Regions from separate parts of the Mus musculus genome. Here all the other regions are linked to region 1. A link is a contact called in ENCODE Hi-C or POLR2A ChIA-PET data. All regions are on one chromosome and are shown on one strand. Each heading gives the region's core, a stretch centred on a gene start or an enhancer-like site at or near the end of the contact. The rest is flanking DNA. Distances are from core to core; before and after follow the strand shown. Region 1 holds the start of Klf6 (Kruppel-like factor 6). Region 2 overlaps Gm35330 (a long non-coding RNA gene). Region 3 overlaps Gm35330 (a long non-coding RNA gene).

Region 1 (3,610 bases), core at 950-3,449:
CCGGCTCAAATATACATGCAGTGTGCCATAACAGGGTGCCCCTTCCCAGCCCTGCCACCAACCTTTCAAGGAGCTACACACTGCAGAGATCAGCAATCCCCTCTCCCCACCATCTCAAACTTTCTAGCCACTGGAAAAGAAAAACGGTAGGAAAGATTTTAGGATTCAATTATGTAGGCCCTGATTTTTCACTAGCTTTGCCTGCATGCCCATATAAGGCCGTCTGTGCCTCTGTGTATTCTATTCTACAGACAGAAATTTCGGCACTAAACTGCAACAAAAAAATGTTATCAGGGTACAGACCATCTTGAGCACAGGCTACCAGCAAAAGGGCTAAAGCTTACTAAACAATGTGCCTTCTATCACAGTATACACATCCTAAGTCCCGGCCTCACACAGCAAGCACAAGCAAGCTAAGGAAGAGGGGGTGCCTGTTTTCCATTTCCCCCCAAAATTCGATGTCTGTTACAGTGTGTACAGTATTAGGAATCGAAGCGGCGATACCTATTATTGATGTTCCAAAGAAATGGCGAAGACATTTATGAAGATCTTGTTAAACTTTAATCAACTGGCTAATTTAAAATCGCCAGTATGCTGATGAGCAGTGGGGACCTGATCGAAGCTCTCTGGGAGTTTAAAAGGCTCTGAAGGGGACCAGGAGCCAAGTCTGGCTAGTTGCCCAAATCCCAAATGCCTAAAGGAAACTACTAAGATCAATTTCAATCACGTCCCAGGGAGCAGCTTCTTTGAGGAGGAAAAATGGAGAGGGGGAGAGAAAGGCAGAGAGGATTGTGAACAATTAAGCCGGCATGGGGAGGTTTCAGCCAACACTTCGCTTTTCCTGGGTTTTAAAGCCTGGGAGGTTGTGAAACCGACGGAATTTATTTGATCTGCTAATTCACTTGGAGGAAAAAAAATACCCAGAAGGGTAGAGAGACGGCCACAGAATCATCGTTTTTAAAGACAATGGTGAAAGTGTTTGAGAATATTTTTGCCACTCACAGAATCCTATGACTTAGAAGGGGTAGGGGGTGTTTCTTTTATTCCGGTTGCCCCAAATTCTAGTTCCACTAAAATGCCGGAATTAGAGATTTTTCTTGCCCAAAGTAAGACCCGAAGCAACTAGGAATGGACTCATTGTCATATGACTGACAAGTCACTTGTGTGCAAACAGCACCCCCACACACACACACCCGCCGCGCAGTCAACAAGAAAAGCAGGTAAGAAAAACAAGGCAGGCATACGTGAATGATAAGAAATTATCCAGACGGAAAAGAAACTGCAAATGGCCTTGAATTCAAAAAGAACTACTGCGTTCCGCAAGCAAAATGTTAAGACTTTTAAATTTGGGACATACAAATATCAAAACAAAACCAAAATCCTTAAATCAAATCTTTTGGTAGTCAAGGCAAGCTCGTTCGTATGACAGGGTCCAGCTGTGGAGTTTGGAGCTGGTACAAACCCCAAACTTGTGCCAAGGGCTCAGGTCTGGATCGGTCAGAATAATTTGGGGTCCCCCCCCCCAGGTGTATGCTGCTCGTAAGCTCGGAATTAGCAAAACACGAAAAAAAAATGAAGAAATAAAAACGTAGTGGGAAGGAGAGCTCGCCTTCACACAAATGACAACTCTACTCCTCGCTCCCGAAGGCTCGCTCTACAGTGCCTTCATCATTCCAGGCAGCAGAAGGACATCTTAAGATCATTACTTTATATTTTTAATTAGGCAAATGCTAATCATCATTAAAAAGATGCACTTCCAAGCACACACCATCTTGCCTGCTCCTCCGCGCGACTCCCTCCTCGGCGTACCGGGCAGGTGAAAAAAAAAAAAAAATCCGTATTTACCTGTTGCCAATATTCCTCCAGGGACGGCAGAGCCGAGAAGTAGCCCGTTTCGTGCACAATCTGTAGTTCCTGGAAGATGCTACACATTGGGAGCACATCCATGTCGGGTTGGAAAAGACAGTCCTCGCTGTCGGGAAAACAGGGAGGTGAACGATCAGGAGTCCGAGCAGAAACTGTTCCCGGGAGCGCAGGTGAAAGTTTCATGCAAACTGGATGGCGCTGCAATCGGACGCCGGGTCCGGACCCTCCCGCAGCCCGCAGCGCGCCGAGCCCACGCAATATTTGCAAACAGCGGACTGACTGCAAGCGTAACCCCTGCAAAACTTCCCTATTCAAAGCTCCGCTGCCAGCCTCCCCCCTCCTCCCCCGCTTGGCTCCCCCCTTCTCCCCCCACGTGACCAGCTTGGAGCTCCGCCCCCCACGGTACCCAATCCTGCCGCTCCTGTACCCGGGGCTGCGCGACGATGATGTCAGCTCGCACCAATCGCCGGTGCGGACACACAGCGGCCCCGCCTGGCGTGACCGAGCCTCTTCATTAAAGGCCTCCTTATTGGTGCAATTCGAACTCGGCCTGCGCTGATTGGAAAGACGTCTCACAGGCTATTTTTAGCAGGGTATATAAGGCGAGGGCTACGGCGCACCGAAGGAGTCGGCGCTGGGAGGTGTACAGCCCAACGTTGCAGAAGTGCGGCCGGAGCGGCCGGAGCTGGGGGAGCCTAGCCGGGCAACCGGGCACCTGTCCCCGCCGCCCGGCTGCCCGGTTGCACCTTCTGATCCGGTCACACGGACCGGCACCCCCCAAAAAGACCAAAGATAGCAGACATATTCCCGATCCCCCTCATTTCCTCCCGCTGGGTTCCCGTGTTCCCGGATCCTTCCCTGACCCTCCATTCTCCTTGGTCCCTTGATTTCTCTCTTTGTTCGGAGTCCCCTCCATACTCAGAGATGCAGAGGTGCCCCGGGGTGGGCGCAAACGTGCCCGCAGGTTTCCCTGTGGCGATGGGACAATAAGACCGAACAGCAGGGGGACTTGGTACTCCAGAGTCACTGTGTGGTAGTTTCTGTCTAGGACGGAGGATGACAGGAGCCTGAGACCAAAATACCCCCACTTCTTACGCAGGCAGAGAGGGGGAAACGGTAGAGCATCTCAAAAGCCCCCTACCTGACCAGTGTGTCAAAAACACTCAGTTCTCAGGAATGAATTTTACCCACTCAAAAGTTGAAAATGCAGCTTTTAAGATCGCATCCGTGACCTGGCGCCATGGCCACACTGTACTTGGAGACCTGGACATTCACAGCTTAAAACTCCCCTTTTTCTTGTTGCACAGTTTTAATTCAAAGAAGATGCAGATTTTGCTGCTAATGGGGTTTAAATCTGTTTATCTCGTAGAAGGCAGTCTCGGAGATGTCTCACCAAGGTTAACAGGCTTTCCCATGGATGTGTAAACAATTCAAATTAGGTTGAAGATGACAATTTTTTTCATACAAATTATCTACCAAAGCACACCATGATATCTAAAAAAAAAAAAAAAAAAAACGAGCGACTAAAATTTTTGAATAAAAATCCAATTATAACAACTTCGAATATAATTTTTAATGAATAGTATCCTTTTAAAAGTTGTCAAGTACGTAAAATAAGCTGAGGGGAGTTTTTCTGTTTAATTTACGAAGTCTAGAAGAGAAGCATGTGCCAGAACCATAGGCTTGTCAGGTTTGTAGGCCTATGTATGGGGGCGAAGATGGGAAAAGTTATCTCACGTGCCTA
Region 2 (3,610 bases), core at 618-3,117, 160 kb after region 1:
CTGTAGATTGCTTTTGGCAGGATAGCCATTTTTGCTATATTAATCCTGCCAATCCATGAGTATGGGAGATCTTTCCATCTTCTGAGATCTTCAATTTCTTTCTTCAGAGACTTGAAGTTCTTATCATACAAATCTTTCACTTCCTTAGTTAGAGTCACACTAAGGTATTTTATATTATTTGTGACTATTGTGAAGGGTGTTGTTTCCCTAATTTCTTTCTGAGCCTGGTTAATCTTTGTGTAGAGAAAGGCCACTGATATATTTAAGTTAATTTTATATCTAGCTACTGCACTGAAGCTGTTTATCAGGTTTAGGAGTTCTCTGGTAGAATTTTTAGGGTCACTTATATATACTATCATATCATCTACAAATGATATTTTGACTTCTTCCTTTCCAATTTGTATCCCCTTGATCTCCTTTTGTTGTCAAATTGCTCTGGCTAGGACTTCAAGTACTATACTGAGTAGGTAGGGAGAAAGTGGGCAGCCTCGTCTAGTCCCTGATCTTAGTGTGGTTGCTTCAATCTTCTCTCCATTTACTTTAATGTTGGCTACTAGTTTACTATAGATTGCTTTTATTATGTTTAGGTATGGGCTTTGAATTCCTGATCTTTCCATGACTTTTATCATGAAGGGGTGTTGGATTTTGTCAAATGCTTTCTCAGCATCTAACGAGATAATCATGTGATTTTTGTCTTTGAGTTTGTTTACATAGTGGATTACGTTGATGGATTTCCGTATATTAAAGCATCTCTGCATCCCTGGGATGAAGCCTACGTGGTCATGATGGATGATTGTTTTGATGTGTTCTTGGGATCAGTTTGCGAGGATTTTATTGAGTATTTTTGCATTGATATTCATAAGGGAAATTGGTCTGAAGTTCTCTTTCTTTGTTGGATCTTAGTGTGGTTTAGGTATCAGAGAAATTGTGGCTTCATAGAATGAATTGGGTAGAGTACCTTCTGTTTCTATTTTGTGGAATAGTTTGAGAAGAGTTGGAATTAGGTCTTCTTTAAGAGCTCAAGAAGCTGAAGTCTAGAAATTCAAATAACCCCATTAAAAATGAGGTACAGAGCTAAACAAAAATCTCAACTGAGGAATACAGAAGGGCTGAGAAGCACTTAAAAAATATTCAACATCCTTAATCATCAGGGAAATGCAAATCAAAACAACCCTGAGATTCTATCTCATACCAGTCAGAATGACTAAGATCAAAAATTCAGGTGACAGCAGATGCTGGCGAGGATGTGGAGAAAGAGGAACACTCCTCCATTGCTGGTGGGATTGCAAGCTTGTAAAACCACTCTGGAAATCAGTCTGGTGGTTCCTCAGAAAATTGGACATAGTACTACTGGAAGATCCATCAATACCTCTCCTGGGCGTATACCCAGAAGATGTTCCAACTGGTAATAAGAACACATGCTCCACTATGTTCATAGCAGCCTTATTTACAATAGCCAGAAGCTGGAAAGAACCCAGATGCCCCTCAACAGAGGAATGTGTAAACCCTCCAGCCTGAAGCAGGCAGAGCCAGACCTTGACCTTGCTGCCACTAAGGAGATTACCTAGGGTGGAACCTTCCTCCCAAGATCACTCTATTGTTCAGCCACTGCAGTTGTTCCTCCTGCTGAGAGGCCGCTGAGCTATTATGGAGACTACACCCTATCCTGCATGTAGTTACCTGCAGCTGGTTCCAGACTCCAAGAATGAATTGGTGGGAGTGCCCCCCCCCATCCCCACTTACAAGCACATTTGCCATTAAATATTTGAGCTTTGATCAGAAATCTTGACTTAGCTCCATTTTTCTCTCAACTGCCTAGTTCCCCTCTCTTTTCAGCCCCGGCTTGCCTCCTAGGTGAAACCTGGTCCATGTGAGCTCTGGGCCGGCTTCCAATAGTCTAGTATCCGAACAGGGACCTGAGGAATGGCAGAAAAAATGCTGGAGGAACTCTGCTTAGTATTGAGCTCCACAGGAAGAAAAAGAAAAGGATCTTATCGAGCACTGGAGCAATAGGTTCACATGCTAGTGCTAGCTTAAAACTTCATTTTTTAAATTGTTGCTAGAGGTGCGGGAGGATACGAGCTAAGTTTGGAATCAGTGCTAACCCAATGGTGGTTTCCACTTAGGTTCGGCAGTGAATTATTCGGAACTAGGAACTGATCAGGCAATTGTCCGCAGTTTTCAAAAACTGCTTTAGGCGAGAGGAAAAAGGGTTTAAATTAAATAATCAGGCAGATGTCCGCAGTCAGGAGCTGCATCGGGCAGCAGGAACAGGGTTTGTAATAATAAAATAATATAGAGGAAAATGGATTTGAAACTTTCCCAGAGGCAGAGAAAAAATCGGGGAATGTCCTGCCCTTTTCTCTCTGGTCCCTACAGCAGAAGTTCTCTGTCCTCTTTGTGTTATCTAATGTCTAGTCTACCGTCTGGTGCACCACGTGTCAATCCATGTGTGTTTGTGTATAGTTGTCTGAATGGCTGAATGTTCTGTGTTTCATGTTGGAAAATAAAAGGTGGCTAAAACTTTATCTGCTGGTTCAGCAGAGTGGCCACACCCTTTAGCCATGGATCAGGCACAGCAGGGAAGCCACTGCTGGAAAAGCTGCTCTCAAAGAAAGGGAGTCTGCAGGCTCTTAGTTTTGGGGCAAAAAAGCAGATAGATGTTTTTTTTTTCCTGGAGGGTTCTCTGCAATCATGATGAATGTGCTTGGCAAATGACAAAGTGCTTTTTTATCTTATAATTATAGCCAGAAAAATTGAAATTCTTTGATTGGTCTAAATTTATTAGACTCGTGTAGCTGCTTCATTTGTTTTTTTATTGGTCTTAGAGGTATAATATGCTCTTCATGTCTTCTTTGTTAGAGTATTAGCTTATAAGTTATTGGGTATGATCAAATAGGTGTAACACTGGTTACTAGAAAGTTAGTTTTTAATTGGTAACTCAGGTTTGGAATCTTTCCAACACATGGCATAAGGCAGGTCAAGAGGCTGGGTCTCTAAGGATACTTCTAGTTGAGATAATATTTAATGTGATTCTTATCCTAGAAAGTAGAATTAAAGGTAATATTTAAAGCAATGTCTCTTTAATGAAGCATTAAAACTTGCACTGTCATACATTCATAGATATAAATTGGCAGCCAAATTTCGCAATGTGATAGTGAAGTTTTGATGTTGATTCTAAGGTGATAAATTGCTTTGAAATTGGATTTTGCTTTCCCAAAGTTGTAGTTATAGTCTAATATTGCAAAAGAAACTCAAAAATTCTAAAGTCTGTCCTCCCAGCAAGAGGAACTAAGATCAGAGCAGCCTCTTGGGGGCTTGTGTGACTTTCTTTTGTCTTGCAAACGGTGCTTAAGGAAGCTCTCGAAACTTGCCTCTCCTTGCCTTTAGGGAAAATTCCTTTTAGCTATAAGAACATTGTTGCAGATCTATCCAGATGTTCTTCTAAATAAAGTTTAAATTCAAAGTTTATAAAAAGGTCAGTCAGGCTGTAGAATTTATCAGGACATTGCAATTTGACTTACCTACTTTATGTAAAGTTATTATAGATTTAGGAGTTTGTTTTTTCCTTTGCATCTGGAAAATTGTAAAGAGTTTGCTTCTAGTGAGC
Region 3 (3,610 bases), core at 388-2,887, 150 kb after region 1:
TCTCTGGTGTCCAGACCACATTCTCTAGGGCTTTTCCTTCACAGACAATAACAGTCTCCAAGGGATTATCCTGTGTGTATATTTGTGCTTTTCAGTGTCTGCCATGGCACTCTGTGGCTCTGTGATGTAAACACTTATCTTCAGGTCATGTGATTTGGTCTCCTCAGAGCCACAACATTGTCCTGGCAACAGCTTTGATAGTAGGGTAAGTAAACTGATTTATAGACTCTATCTGAAGCAGCACACATCAGGAACATTTATCATATTCTAGATGTAGTTGTAGATGAAGTTGACCTAGGTAGTTCCAGGGAGGCAAACATTTGAAATGAGTCCCGGAAACGTTTTTCATCTTGAATTGGCATTGAAATATACGGATCGGATGTCTTGGCTTATGTCTACGGGCTGTTCATAGGGTTAATTCTATTATGGAATGGCACTATTCTGTTTCTCTGCCCAGTGTGTCTAAAGTTACCTTCTGTAATGGGTAGTATACAGCTTTGGCCACCAGATGTAACTGTCCCTGACTTGAGCCGTAACAATAGCTCCAACCTCACTTGCGAAGAGCAACCAAAACAAGCTGAGGAAAACGCTTCCTTGCCGAAAGAACACGTGTTCCAGAACGCGAGCTGCAGCAGACAGGCTACGTTCTTCTGCAGTTGACATTCTTTCCCCACTGACTTATTTTTACTTTCTGTTTGACTTGGCTTGCTTTTCTTTTTCCCTAAACGGTTTCTTCAGTCCTTCCTCCCTGGTAGGGTTTCCAGAGTGAAAGTCCTTTCTGCCCACACTTCGCAGAACTCAATGCAGACTCTTGTCCAGGGTCACTTGACGTCAAGGCTGACTTTTAAGTTTGCCAGAAAGACGATCTTTAGGGAACAGTTGACACCATCACTTTCTCTCTTTAGCATACAGCTACAAGCTGCCGAAGTTTATAGTTTACAAATTGCATTTCTAAACAATTTAATAAAAGGAAGACAAGAGGAGACTTTGAACACTGACAACTAACTCTTTTAAAAGACTTTTAACATCAGCATGTGTTAATTCATTACTCACTCCTCTCCCTCTCTCCTTGAGTTTTAAAATGCTTTAAACATTCCATTGCTTTTAGAATGCATACTTAAAAATCATTTATTTCTATCCCCTGAGATCATTCTATATTGTTTACTTTGTATGCTTGGATGATGTGCCCTCTGGATCTTAATAAAATCTACTTGAAAGCTTACATTGTGCTTATTTATAATTTTGAGTCTGTAGAAATTTCTCCGTTTAACAATAACTTTCTTGACTCTGTTCTCTGACATAAAAAATGGTTCTTGAAACCTTCTCTCTTCTCTTACTATTTAATCCATCCCATGACACCTTTTCCCCCTCCCTTTATTTTTTTTAACAGCCTGTCACTGAGTATTTGTTTACCAAATGTTACTTTTCTTGGATAAAATCTATTTTTGAGGCCTGCAAAAGCCAACAACTGTTTGATGCTGTCAGGCTTCGCTTTTATTTATGCATGAATAACATAAATAACTTGAAAATGACCCTAGCCTGTTTTTCTCAGATTTAGAGAGAGAGAAAAAAGTGCTTCCGGGCAATGTTTATGCCAAACCTCCTCATGCCAACTTTCCGGTTTTGGTGCCAACTGGTGTTTACAGCCAAGTTGTAAACCTTTGGTAAACACGACCCGTAATAAAAAGGCCAAGACAACCTGAACCAGGGCACTAAGGAATGGGTGTAAGTTTACTCTAAGACCAAAATTCTAACAGGAACAGAAGTGGGGAGTCAGCCAACTATGAAGTGCTCTCTCCAACCCACTGTAGCATGGAGAATACACAAATGATGGGTTTGTCTGCTAAGATCCCATTAACCCCACTTAGGCATTTTATTGGTTTCCTTTGCCACTGATTCAGAGAAGCCCAGTGATAAATTCAAAGTACCAGCTTTTATGTTGCCCAGTGGTTTGTTGTTGTTTGTTTGTTTGGTTGGTTGGTTGGTTGGGTTTGGTTTTGAATGTAAACTCTAACCAGGAGTAGAGATAAGAGCCTTAGCCTTGAGATGCTGTGTTATGTTGATAAGGACTGGCCAGAGTGCTTAAGAAAGAATCAATAGGCCCTTTTAAAATAAATTCAGAGATACCCATCCATGCCTACATTTTTTGAGTATGATGTATTCTGTATGTTGTTTATAAAACGCAAAGAAAAATATGTTCTTTATTATTTTTATTATTACTATTACTGCTACTAGTAGTACTATTCTCTCATATATCTCATTTATTTCCCCCTTCCACCCAGTCTTCCCTCCTTTCCCTTCTCCAGATCTACTTCTCCATTTCCCTTCCGAAGAGGGCAGGCCTCCCAGGGATATCAACCAAAGGTGCCATATTCAGTTGCAATACTATGAGGCACCTCCTACTTTGTTAGGATTCTATTTAGTGTGTGTGTGTGTGTGTGTGTGTGTGTGTGTGTGTGTGTGTGTATGTGTATGTGTGTGTGTGTGTGTGTGTGTGTGTGTGTGTGGTATGTGTGTATGTGTTTGTGTGCATGTTTGGAGGTATGCACAAATTTGTGCCTGTACATGTGCCTATGTGAGCATGTAGAGATTAGAAATCTATGAGGTTGTGTTCCCTCGTCACTTTCCCCTTATTTTATAGAGACAGGTCTCTCATTGGACCTGGAAGCAGACTGTCTGGCAAGAAAGCCCCAGGGAGCCTCCTGTCTCTACCTACCTAGAACAGCAGCCTCCATGAGAGATTTTTATGTAAGTTCTGGATATCTAATTCAGGTCTTCACGCTTGAGGGAAGTACTCTACACACTGATTGCTTCACTGCCTCAGAGCCTTATTTATGATTCTGTATAAGTAGTTTATTTCCTTGGAGTGAGACCCAGGCGTCTAATTGGCCTCCAAAATTGAGCAGGGACATCTACTTCTCTTTAAAGTCTTCATCTCTGAGTCTTTCCTGGATTCTAAGTCCCGTGACCTGATTCATAGCTCCTGAGTTGCTGGTGGTTCTGGTTCTGGTTACCATGACCTGGTTCTGTAACCAAAACTGGTTTGGGGGGCCTGGTCCTATGTCCCAGTCCAATGACCTGGCTGATTCTCAATCCTGGTTCTTTGACTAGCCATGAGTCCAGGTCCTGTTACTGGCTTCTTGTCCTGGTCTAGTTTCTGCTGGCCCTGTGTCTTAGTCAAGATCCTGGCTCTGTGTTTTGGTCCTACCCTTGGCACTAAATCTTAGTTCAGCTCATTGTCCTGTGTCCTGGTCTTGTTTCTGGTCTGTGTTTTAGTCCAGATGTTGGCCATGTGTTTTGGTCATGCTTTTAACCCAGTGTTCTGTTTCTTTTCCTGTTCCTGGGTGCTGTGATTGGGTTTTAATTTCTGGTCCTAGATCCCAGATACTGGGAAGTGTGTACTTCGATGTTGTCTCCAGCCTCATTTGTAAAGAGGCACTGGCTCACTCTTCTGAGCTTTCCAGCAGCGGGAGAGGGTTTCTTAGGCTGCCTAGCCTCTATACCCTGAGCAAGCAATTGCCTCTACCTTAGGCTCCACCAACCACCAAAATTCAGACTCCTCTTCCCCACAGCTTCATCTGCACTTACAGTTATTACCATAAGTCTGTAG

The links. Hi-C counts contacts between places; a loop is a spot of excess contacts on that map. ChIA-PET counts read pairs that join two places held with the same protein, here RNA polymerase II (POLR2A).
Region 2: a map of heart shows a loop between it and region 1 (3-fold over the local background). The contact joins the enhancer-like site here to the promoter of Klf6 in region 1. A Hi-C loop is called at or near these places in 5 of 37 maps with a recorded cell type or tissue (ES-E14, heart and mouse embryonic stem cell). POLR2A ChIA-PET finds 5 or more read pairs at or near these places in 4 of 5 experiments (Patski and embryonic stem cell).
Region 3: a loop to region 1 is called in a map of gastrocnemius, with 5 times the contacts of the local background. The contact joins the enhancer-like site here to the promoter of Klf6 in region 1. A Hi-C loop is called at or near these places in 17 of 37 maps with a recorded cell type or tissue (T-helper 1 cell, T-helper 17 cell, T-helper 2 cell and 5 more). POLR2A ChIA-PET finds 5 or more read pairs at or near these places in 2 of 5 experiments (Patski and embryonic stem cell).

The regions. Positions count from the first base shown.
Region 1 is chr13:5,860,078-5,863,687 of GRCm38, reverse strand. It overlaps Klf6 (Kruppel-like factor 6), which reads right to left and starts at 2,199. Exons shown (of 4, transcript NM_011803.2): 1 at 1,846-2,199. The coding sequence starts at 2,049.
Region 2 is chr13:5,695,516-5,699,125 of GRCm38, reverse strand. All of the region lies in intron 3 of Gm35330 (a long non-coding RNA gene), which reads left to right. Among named protein-coding and RNA genes, the nearest start is that of Gm35330, 27 kb to the left of the region's middle. Within about 2 kb of position 1,867, at least 1 of the 3 ENCODE cell types and tissues checked has a DNase peak (open chromatin) inside an H3K27ac peak, as active enhancers do.
Region 3 is chr13:5,711,449-5,715,058 of GRCm38, reverse strand. The region is part of intron 1 of Gm35330 (a long non-coding RNA gene); the gene reads left to right. Among named protein-coding and RNA genes, the nearest start is that of Gm35330, 11 kb to the left of the region's middle. Within about 2 kb of position 1,637, at least 2 of the 3 ENCODE cell types and tissues checked have a DNase peak (open chromatin) inside an H3K27ac peak, as active enhancers do; they include gastrocnemius and left cerebral cortex, where a contact is called at or near this core.